Regions from separate parts of the Homo sapiens genome. Here region 2 is linked to region 1. Evidence: chromatin contacts called from ENCODE Hi-C or POLR2A ChIA-PET data. All regions are on one chromosome and are shown on one strand. The core of a region is the stretch at or near the end of the contact, and the rest is flanking DNA. Distances in the headings are between cores, read along the strand shown.

Evidence for each region. A loop is a pair of places that touch in the nucleus more often than their neighbours do. ChIA-PET counts read pairs that join two places held with the same protein, here RNA polymerase II (POLR2A). Pooled maps may share reads with other maps.
Region 2: a pooled map shows a loop between it and region 1 (7-fold over the local background). The contact joins the enhancer-like site here to the promoter of SSX2IP in region 1. A Hi-C loop is called at or near these places in 1 of 168 maps with a recorded cell type or tissue (CD14-positive monocyte) and 5 of 50 pooled maps. POLR2A ChIA-PET finds 5 or more read pairs at or near these places in 1 of 52 experiments (HEK293T).

Annotation. Positions count from the first base shown.
Region 1 is chr1:84,687,053-84,692,862 of GRCh38, reverse strand. It overlaps SSX2IP (SSX family member 2 interacting protein), which reads left to right and starts at 2,402. Exons shown (of 14, transcript NM_001166293.2): 1 at 2,402-2,492. RefSeq lists a silencer at 2,191-2,950.
Region 2 is chr1:85,295,866-85,301,675 of GRCh38, reverse strand. No RefSeq gene overlaps it. Among named protein-coding and RNA genes, the nearest start is that of BCL10, 22 kb to the right of the region's middle. Within about 2 kb of position 3,560, at least 24 of the 41 ENCODE cell types and tissues checked have a DNase peak (open chromatin) inside an H3K27ac peak, as active enhancers do.

The DNA.
Region 1 (5,810 bases), core at 1,153-3,652:
TATTGCTGTGTCTTAGGGAGTAGGGAGGCCCAAGGAGAGGGAGAGAGATGATCAGCCAGTCAGTGGAGCAGTCAACATATACATTGAATTGGCTGTCTTATAAGGGTGCAGTTTGCGGCACCCCCAAAATAATACAATAGTGACATCACAGATCACCGTAACATATTTAATGGAAAAGTCTGAAATATTTCAAAAATTACCGAAATGTGACAGAGACACCAAGTGAACACATGCTCTTAGAAAAAATGGTGCCACTAGACTTGCTCAATGCAGGGTTGAGCAACAAACCTTTATTAAAAAAAAATACAGTGCCTGTAAAGTGCAATAAATTGAAGTATAAAACGAGGTACGCATGTATTTTTCTTGCTTTTCTCTCGTGGTTGCAGAATATGCTGCCACAGCTCCAAACATGTCTGGCTTACTGGAGGATGTCCAAGGCAAGAAGGAAAAAACTTGTCCTTAGTCTGTCAGGATAAAATCCTTCCCCTGAAGCTCCTCATCCCCCACTCCCCATTATGGACTGAGCAGAATTAGGTCATATTTTTAGCCCCTTAACCAGTTATTGGTTAACAAAGAGGGACAGAGTACAAAGAGGTTTAGACCAGTGGTTTTCAAAGATCTGCTGAACCTTGGGGCGGCAAGTTTCCAAGACCCTTCCAGGGAGTCTGCAAAGTCAAAACTATTTTTGTTATAATACTAAGATATTATTTGCCTTTTTCCCTCTCATTATGAGTGCACAGTAGAGTTTTCCAGACGCTACCTGAAATAGCACAACAGATCGAATGCACAAACAGATATGAAAATCCAAATGCCTTCTATTAAGCAAGACATTAAAGATATGGGCAAAATTTTAAAGTAACACCATTCTTTTAACTAATTTTTTGAAAATAGTTATTTTTAATTAAAATGCGCTATTTGACATTTTTATTTTTATTCATTATTATTTTAAAAAATAGCAATTTTTAAATTTCTGTTTTAATATTAATAGCTGTAACCAACATAAAGAAAAGTTCTTGGGGCTCTCAATAATTTTACAAGTGGAAAGCGGTCTTGAGACCAAAAGATTGAGACCGCTGGTTTATTCAGGCAGATCTTATTCCTTTCCCGGGGTTGCTGAGGTCAGAGCTAAACTTCCCAGAGCTCAACTAAGCTTGGTTCAAACCTTTTAAAAATGTAACTGTTAATGGTAACGCCACCTGGGCTCAACAGCAGCTAGACGGGCCTCTGATTGCTTGGCCAAAGGAAAAGAGGAGGATTTCGTTGGGCCCTGAAGTTGTCACCGTGGCGTGCTTCTTCTGGCCCTGATCTTTCATCCAGGATTGGGGATACGTGCATGCAAACTGGGAGGTGGACATTCCTCCCGCTCTTGTTTTTCAGTGTTAGCATCTTCACTCATACTGTTTTGGTTTCAAAGTGCTCTCAGGAGTCTCCTTAAAACACCAAACCTGTTTTTCGCCTTTTGAATAAATCCCTTGGCTTCACCAAAACTAAACAAAACAAAAATCAAAGAACATCTTTGTGTAACCTATATGCCTGTGATTTCTCCATCTGATCTCCTTTCTCTGGCCTCTTTTCTTTTCTTCCCCAGTGAATTTTAGGCTGCCATGAAACCAGGGAGGAGACAGCCTGACCCTGGCCACGGGTGCAGCAGGCATACATTTTCATCGCACATACTTTGTCGAGTGGGTGTAAGACATTTTTGCATAAACTGAGTTCACGAATGCTATTTCTTAGTCTTTCCTTTGCCCGCGGTCTTCTGCCCAGATCCATTTCTTCGCCCTAATTTTACATATAACTTTCTCCCGGCTGGATTGTTTGCATCCACGACTCCCGACGCTTGAACCTCCCGTTCCTTGGACCTGACCTAATTCTAGGTGCCCGCAGTTTATTTCTCCACTTTGGCAAACGCACGTGGCTCTCCTGGAAGCTTCACTTTTGCTGCTAGGCTGGGTGTTGGGGTTCAGTGGGGCTCGGAAAACGTGCTCTAAAGTAGCCACGACCCCGGTCCCTGCAGAGTCCCGGCCCCCACAGAGCCCCGGCCCCGGACGCTGCAGGCGTCAGAAGGGGGCGGGGAGCAGAAAACGGCCGGGTGAATCACTGGGCGTAACAGGTGCCGCAGCCGCAGCTGCGCCCGCAGCGCGCGCGGACCGCAGGGATAAGGTCTTCTTTTTCTCCGGGTTTTTTTGGAGGTAAGGAGGAGACTACCGAGGCCCCCACCCGACCAATGCAGGCCACGGTTGTTCATCGCCTAGCAACTGGCGGAGCCAATGGGAGGCGGCGGGGCCTGCGGCGCCGGCGCGCGGGGGCGGGGTGGGAACCTCGGAAACCTGCGGAGGCCGGGAGGCGGCTGCAAGGGGCGGGGAAGGCGGGAGCCCGCAGCGGAGGAGGGGCCGCGGGCGGGAGGCGCTGCGAGGCGCTGCTGGCCCTCGGGCTGCGGGAGCCGGGCTAGGACGCCGAGCGGTGACTCCCCGCCGCTCCCGGGGGCCGTGACGGTGAGCAGCAGCGCCTCGCGTCGGGGATTGTGACGCGCCCCGCCAGGGAGGGGCGGGCGGGGGTGGGCGCCGGCAAGGGGCGGGCGCGCGCGGAGGTGAGAGCCGGCACCTGGCTCAGCGCCCCGTTGTTCGGCGGGAGGCTCCGCGCGGCTGTTGGGGCCGTTGCAGGGTGCGGGCGAGCGTCGACCCGGGCCGCTCCTGGAGGAGGAGGTGGGAGGTAGGTGCTGGCCCCGGGACCGCTCTCGCTGGCGTTCGCGGAGCTGCGCCTGCGGAGCGCTCTGACCCGGGGAGCCCCAAACCCTCTCTGGGATGGAGCAAGGTTGGCGCCCGGCGTTGGGGGACGAGCAGCGCGGGGACGTGGGGGAGGAGGGGATGGCCGATTTGGGGCTGCAGAGTCTCAGCAGCGGCCGTGGGGCATGCGGGGTTTGGCGATTTGCTAGTGCAGCCGCAAGAGGCAGTCTTTAAAACGAGTTATTGGGTGGCCGCTGCAGTGGAAGAGAACCCCGATAGTGGTCTAGTAAAAAGTCTAGGGGAAGAATTTACATCATCCAAGAGGCAGGCATGTGTGAAAATACTTTGGTTTATAATTTTATCATGAAAATACTTTGGTTTAGAATTTTATAGTCAACGACAGTAAACTGAATTGTGAGCTCCCTGCACATTTTTTGAGCCTATGCTGATTGCCCAGTTAGGCATATCGCTTGGGCCCAGGACATAGAATATACTAATTTGCTGTCTGCACGTATAATGTAGGAATTTTTAGATTATTACCCAGTTTCAGGACCCATAGTTGTAAATGCCAAACTGCGATTACTAGCAACGCTGATAAAGTTCTTGAATCTGAGAGAATTGAGATTTCTCTTTTCTGGACGCTGTAATAGGTTGAGGATTAGAAAAGAAGGTGATTTAGAAGTGTAAGGGTGGAGGCTTCTTGAACTTCCTGGGCTTTCTAACAATTCAGATTAGAGTCAAGGTGTAGAGTTAGCTGTGGGTGATGGATGTCATGGACCTTTTCATGGTTCATGGGGGTTTGGCTTACTGTGGGGTAGAAGAAAATTCTGGTGATCCTACAGTTTGATCCTGAACTAGAAAGGTTGGTATGAGTTGACTCATTTAGGAGAGTGAATAAAATTTGTAAAGAATTAGAAATTTGGAGAGGAAAGAAATGCCTTTAAAGTTCACGTCAAGCTATTTTGAAATTTAGAAGTTAGAGGTAGATTTATGAATTTGGATCCAGTCGGCAAAACTTGATCCATCAGATCTCTTATCCTAAAACTATCAACCTACAGGCTTAGGAAGCTTAGGTTATTCATTCACACTAAACAAGTAAGGAAAGCTAATAGCTAATTTAACACTCTGTTCTGCCTGCTGTTAATGAAGGTTTCTCAAACAAAACGGTTCTTTGAGAAGAGGGTTAGGAACTGATAATTAAAACGAAGGCTCTTTTAGTGACTGGCTGAACCTCTTAGGCCAAGTCATTTTGTACTCTTCCTTCCCTTCTCTTTCCCCAACTGTACAGGGAAGATAAAAAGCTCATGGATTACGTAACATGGGTGAGGCAGCTTGAAGATAACTGTGAAGACTTAGTTATTCTAGGATGAAATGTGGAGATCTCATAACACATTGTGCCTTGTGACAAGACTTGTTAAAGCACATTATGTTCTAAACATAATGAGGCAGATATATGAGAAAACTAAAATGTTACGCTGAAATTGTTTGCTAAAGACCTCAAGTCCAGCACAGTGTCCAATTGTATACTTGGGATCTCCTAGTACTTGACAGTCTGCTTTTTGGCCAAAGCAGGCCGTGACACCGGTTTTATAAAGTAGGCGTTTGAGTGCCTTTTATGTAGTATACCCCTAGAGAAATTAGGTGCATGAAAAGACACCGCCCCCAAATTGTGTGATTTTAATTCATTTAACATGCTTAAATTGGATCGATTTCAAAGATTTTTAAGTTATTTTTTCCATATCTTTTACAATAGCTGTGAATATGCCTTACTGGTTTCACCATTTGCTCATGACGCAAAGAGGTTTTGATACGATGTGGGTTTGTTTTGTGGCTTTGGTAATGGTGATATGGTTAGCTAGTAGTGAAGGTACAAGTTATCTTGAATTCACGAGTTTATGGGATGAGATAGAATAGAGAAATGCACCATTCATTAGTAGTAATGAAAAACATCCTAGAATTGTGCCTTTTGATTGTGGGCCAATGTTTTATGTAGTACCAGCAGATTTACTGAATTATTCTTTAGTAATTCTTTCAATAAACATTCATTAAACGCTTAGTAAGCTGCTACTTGCCTGACCTGAGGATAAAAAGATGAGTGTTGCCTTGAGGAATTTGTATTTTAGAAATTATCAGCATAGTGAGGCAGGAAGCAAAAAAACCTCACAAAAAACAAATATAGGAAGGCTTTCAAAAAGAAGGAGAATTTCAGCTGTGTCTGGTAGAGGCAGTGGAGTTCATCAAGCAGCTGGTGCATTCTGCAGCAGTGTACAGTTGAGTTACAGGTGGCTTGGTAGAGTTGGACCAGGGTGGGGTTGCCATATTAATAAGGCTGTAGAACAGTGCTGTGAACATTGACCAGTAGGTTACAGGGAACCTTCAGAAGGTTTTATGAAGGGGAATTATATTTTATTTTTACTTTAGAAGGATATTTCCACCAAAATCAGTAATTTGAGTGATCCAAAATGTATTGAGTATAGTGCAAATAATATCTGAAAGACAGTCCCACACAGCAGTTAGACTTGAAGTATATTTTGCTGAAGCCCTCAGAAACTCCAGAAAAGCAGAAATAATTATACAACAAACCTTTCTTAAGTATCTTCTACTTTGAAGACTGGAAGAATAGGGATACAAATTAAATAAGATACTTCCCCATTTTCAAGCAACCTGCAGTTCAGTAGGAGAAATAACACAGTTATAATGCAGTACAGAATCTGGGTGTCAGACATAAAAATGTCAGACTCTAGCAATGTAGGATTCTGAGATGAGAGAAGAAATAGTCTTTCAAATTAGCAAAAATAAGTTTTTAAATAGAAATGAAACTACAAGCAGTTAAACATTCAGAACAATCTTAACTCCAGTTGTTCTCATCTTTTAACTCTTGCTTCACACATATCCTTTTCTCATATTCTCTTGAGTCACATTTTCGGTTTGATCTACCACACTACTAGCTATGTGATCTTGTGCCCTGGTTGTCGCATTTATGAAGGATAATAACAATACCTGCTTCGTAGGGGTGTGATTAGAAAAATAGGTTAGTATCCAGAACAATGCCTGGAAAAATAGCTCATACTTACTGAGCACTTAATA
Region 2 (5,810 bases), core at 2,311-4,810, 610 kb before region 1:
TTTCTGTTCCAGAATCCTAACCAGGACCCCACATTACATTTAGTTGTCATGTCTTCTCATCCACTCCAGTCTGGAACAGTTCCTCAGTCTTTCATGAACTTGACACCCTCGAAGAGTACTGGTCAATTCTTTTGTAGATTGTCTCTTCATTTTGTAGAATGTTTTCTTATGATTGGAATCATGTTATGCATTTTTGGCAAGAATATCACAAAACTGATATTGTGTTCTTCTCATCACATCAAAGTGTTCATAATGTTGATGTGTCATTACTGGAGATGTTTACATTCATCACTTGGTTAAGCTGGTGTCTGCTGAGTTCTCCACTGTAAACATAACTATCTTTCCATTTGTAGTTAGTAAGTAGTTTGGGTGCAATATTTAGATTTTTAACAATCCATTATTTTCTATTGATCATCCTTCTTAACCTCTGCAGGTGTCTGATTCTCCAGTGTAGTATTCTGGTTAGCTTGAGTAGGTCACAGCCCCTTGACCCCAGATTGTCTTGAGGTCAATGGTTTTAGCAATGCCCAATAAATATTCAATGGGTATAGGTGGAAAGTTCCACATGAGACATAACCATAAATGCAATGTACAAGCCTTGTCTGGATCTTGGTTCAAATAAACCAATTATAAAAAGACATGTATAGCAAATTTTAATATAGATAGGATATTGAATGATACTAAGAAATTATTGTTATTTGCGTTAGTGTGATCATGGCATTATGATTATATTAAAAATATCTTTTTCTCATAGAAATATATAGTGAAGTATTTACAGTAAAAGTGATATGATAACAGGGATTTGTTTAAAATAATCCAGGGAAAAAATATGTGGAGAGACACATGATGAGAGAGTGGCAAATGCTGATCACTATTGAGGCAAATAATTGGCACATGGGGTTCCGTTATATTTTTCTAGTTCTGTGTATTTTTTTAATTCCCAAGGTAAAAAGTAGAGGTTTAGATAAATTAAAAAGTGATTTATCTCAGCTAATCTGCCTCAGAAAATACCACACTCATATATGAGTGTAATTTTATTCTGCATTCTGTGAAAACTGGACACTTCCCATACTACAACAAAAGCAAAAAATGATCCCATTCTCAGGATCTGGGTGATTGCTTGCTTTGGGTTCCCAGCCCGGATGACACTCCCCTTTTGGTGGCTTTTTCTCAGGGGCACTCTTTCATCCTTGTCTTCAGTAAGTATTCACCTTTCTTGCTGCTAACTCCTTTCTTTTTTTACCTTTTTCTTTTTTTATAGAGAGATAAGGTCTTGCTGTGTCACCCAGGCTAGAGTGCAGTGGTGTGATTACAGCTCCCTGCAGTCTCAATCTCCTGGGCTCAAGTGATCTTCCCACCTCAGCCTTCGGAGTAGCTGAGACTACAGGCACATGCCACCACACCCAGTGAATTTTTTTTCTGTATAGACAGTATCCTCCTACATTGCCCAGGCTGGTCTTGAACTCCTGGCCTCAAGGAATCCTCTCACCTCAACCTCCCAAATTGCTGGGATGGCAGGCATGAGCCACTGCGACCATCCACCAACTCCTTTAATTCATCTTAATGTTTGTCCTGTTCCTTCTAGAGATTTCAGAGGTCATTTGACCCCAGAGTTGGATTGGGTAGGAAAGTTAGCCTCTTTGAGGCTCAAATTCTTTATTTATAAAATGAGGCTACCATAGACCTACCACACGGGTCATGAAGAGAACTGCAGAGGATAACATGCATGCTCCTATTCTGTGCAGGTGTGGTACATTGGGGGTGCTCAAGAAATAGAACTTTTCTTCCGCTGTGGTCATGCCTGCCCCAGAAAACCCTAGAAAAGGCCCCAGTCCTGGCACAGCAAGACATTTAGGACCCAAAACCTGGACACGAGACCTGGACAATGTGACTTTGCTGAGTGGCAGAATTGTTGCCTCACTCGGTAGCATAAGTTGTTTTGGAATTTGATGTGGTTAGAGATATAAACGGCAATAATCTGACAATTCTATGCTCTTTCTGACCTGGCAGATATCTCTGAGACCACCGTAGATGATTGTGCAGTACATATACCTGTGATACACAGGTGCACATGGTGGTCCCAGACATCTGCCCCCCCAGATGTAACTCACTTCCTGCCTTCCTCTCTCTATCCCCCTCTATTCTTTCCCATCCTTTTTCCTCTTTTCATCCTTTCATGTAAATGGAAATCACAGTAACACTCTGAGGTTGTAACGTAGGTCAAAGTAGATGTGTCTAAAAGTGCTTTAACTCTAAAATGCTATATAGAAAGTTATGCTTTATTGTTTCATTTTTCAGAGCAAGAACTATTAAATATGTGTTAGATGCCATCAGTTAAAGTGCTGGGTTGGTTTATTTGGTGGGTTTTGGTTCTAGTTGCTGTGCACATTCCAGTCCCTAAGGCAATCAGTGGTATTTTGAGAACCTAGCTGGCATCCCTGCATGACTGGGATAGAGACATACTCTCCCGAGTGGTGACCCTCCTCCTGGAGCATGCTAGCTAGTTCTGCACAGGTGAGAAGTGGCTCAACTATAAATTAACACCTGGCATTCAGTGTGTCTGCCCTTGTAATTCTTGGTGTGGGGATTGTATCAGAAACCATACGTGTTTCCTTTGTCCTGACATACAAGACTTGTCTCTCCAGATTGGCAGGTACACAGGCCTCTGGCTGAACCCCAATTTCAACAACTCTGGAAGACCCTTTGAGGTGCTCCCCAGGACGCTGTTGGAGTCTCAGTAATAGGATTTCACTTCCCACCCTGATTTCTGAACCTATTGAGGAATAAGATAAAAGACCAAGTGGTTAGAGGCCAAAATATCACATTCACCATTGATAAAGTTTAGGTTGGAAGGCCCAGCTTGTATCTCTTGGCAAATGGAACCTGAGTTTTAGGCGCAACCCTTTCATGGGAGTGCTGGGCCAGGGAAAGCTTCCACCCTGGCCAGGGCCTACCTGGAGGAGCTGAGCAGAGCCTGTGCTCACAGCACATGAGTGCTCCCAGGAGGAGGACATAAGGTTTTGAGCCACGCTCCCAGTTTTTCCTCCCAAATTCACCAGGTACAGAAGGAACTCTGACAGGGACCAGTGCTAGCCAAGAACTGTTCCTCTCCCACAAAGTCTTCTCAGGGCAAAATGTTTATAGAGTGACAAGTTCCCTCAAGAGGAACATCTGGTCACCCTCTAATCTATGCTGTTCTGACAGAATAACTAAAACACGCTCTTCCATGCCCTGTCTGGTGTTTACCACAAACCAAAGCTATGTGCTGGCATTCACACCTCCCACCACTGCAGTCACTTCTTCCGTTTACCTAGCATCCAGCACCCACTCATCACCCGCTCTAGTCTGACGGCCCACAGGGTATTGTGGCTGGAGCCTAGCATTTCCTTTTCAACTGTTTAAGGGATGCAACCTGCTTCTCTTTTGTTCTTACACAGACGCATTCTATGGGCAGCTTCCGTATCTTTGGACCTCAGTGTCATTAAGTATCACATGGCCTCACAACAATAAATGGAAAACCTAATCCTCGTGTATGTGTTTTTAAAAGTCCGTTCCATTTAAATGAGTCATACCATTAAGTCAACACACAGTTTCGCTTTAAACCCTAAGTCACTTACATAAATCCCCAGGGGTTCACTGTGACCCTGTGTAAGGCTTCTTCCTTTTCTGTAAACTTTCGTTCTTGGATTACACATTTCCAGGGATGACTGCCAACTCCTTCTTTTGCCTTCAGTCCTCTGAGAGTGTGTGTGCGTGTGTGTGTGTATTTTATGTCTGCATCCTGGTCCTCCAAATAAAAGCCACCTTTCCTGTTTTCTCAGCGACTTGAATCAATTCCAGTTTTCCATTTTCCCATTAGTGTTTGGTGTGTGTGCTTTGCTGGATTGGTCAAAGAAGCTCCCCACTCTGCAGAATTTTTGAAGGCTCCTAAGGTAGAGAGCATTACATTGGAAAGAAATGGAGCTTTCTGATTCTTCAGAGACTCAGCCTTCTCCTCTGAGGACCCAGCTGCTGGTCAGGTGTTTAGGAGAACCCAGCAGGCAGTCTATGCTTCCATGGTCTTCCCAATAACACTTTATGCTTCCTTCTACTAAGTACAACCATCTATATTTTAATGACTTGTCTTTCTCCTTCCCTGCTCTGTGAATTTCTCCAAGGCAAAAACTCTGTCCTAGCCAGTTATGATGGCTCACGCCTATAATCCGAGCTACTCAAGAGGCCAATCACTTGAGGCCAGGTGTTCAAAACCAGCCTTGGCAACATAGTGGGGCCCTCATCTCAAAAAAAGAAAAGAGAAAAAAAGGCCTGTGTTCTATTCTTCTTTTGATCCATTTCAGTTAGCTCCTGACTCTTAGTGCCAGCTCAGTTAGTATTTGAGAAAAGGTAAAGGAAAAGAAAGAAGCAAGGGAGGCCAGAAGGGAGACAGGTTCCAGCACCCTTGAATATGCTGGCACTCCCTCTAGAAAGCTGCTCCTACATGTTTCTCTGTGGTCGGCTCCTCCTCTCTCTCTCATTCCTATGTCCATTCAGCATCACCCCCTCAGAATGTCCTTTCCTGACATCCTTCTTAAAGAAGCCACCACACAGTCATTCTCTATTTTACTTTCCTGTTTTATTTACTTCATAGCTGTTTGTGATCTGAAATTATTTAACTGTATGTTTATTTATTGTCTGACTCCCTCCACTATGATGTAAGCTCCATGAGGTACAATAGTTTTAGGATCTTAAATAGTGCCTAGCACATGATAAGTGCCTAACAAGAGTCAATTGAGGCTGGGTGCAGTGGCTCACTCCTGTAGTCCCAGCACTTTGGGAGACCAAGGCCAGTGGATCACCTGAGAACAGGAGTTTGAGATGAGCCTGACCAACATGGTGAAACCCCATCTCTACTAAAAATACAAAATTAGCCGGGCATGGTGTTGGGTGCCTGTAATCCCAGCTACTTGGGAGGCTGAGGCGGGAGAATCGCTTGAATCCAGGAGGTGGAGGTTGCAGTGAGCTGAGATCATGCCACTGCACTGCAGCCTGGGCAACAAGAGTGAAACTCAGTCTCCAAAAAAAAAAGGCCGGGCACGATGGCTTATGCCTGTAATCCCAGCACTTTGGGAGGCTGAGGCAGGTGGATCACCTGAGGTCGGGAGTTCGAGACCAGCCTGACCAACATGGAGAAACCCTGTCTCTACTAAAAATACAAAATTAGCTGGGCATGGTGGTGCATGCCTGTAATCCCAGCTACTTGGGAGGCTGAGGCAGGAGAATTGCTTGAACCCGGGAGGTGGAGGTTGCAGTTAGCTGAGATCACACCATTGCACTCCAGCCTGGGCAACAAGAACGAAACTCCATCTCAAAAAAAAAAAAAAAAAAGAGTCCATTGAATGAATAAACAGAGAAAGAGAGAAAGGTAGGCAGGCTCTCCTCTCCCTTTTGCCCACTTGAATTGACACCTTAAAATGTAGACCACCACAGACAAAAAAGAAGCTGTTCTTCTGTCCTTTGCTGACCTGTCTACCTGGCTCTTTAACATGGACTGCAGGGCCCAGAAGACATCTTTACTGGGAGAACAGTTCAAGATACAAAAGAACACCGTCAGGAAAGTGGTGATGCTCACGTGCAGAGCCCTTCTAGAAATGGTTCCAGCCACACCACCTGTGTTCACTGTACAGACTGAGCTTCTGAAAGGATGGCAGGGAACATACGTTTCACAGACACCCACAGGTATTTAAGCAGAGGTGAGGGCTACTGTTGATATGTCATGGCACCTGGAAACACGTGGCACTACAAGACCTCAGGAGAGAGCCAGACTTGGCCAG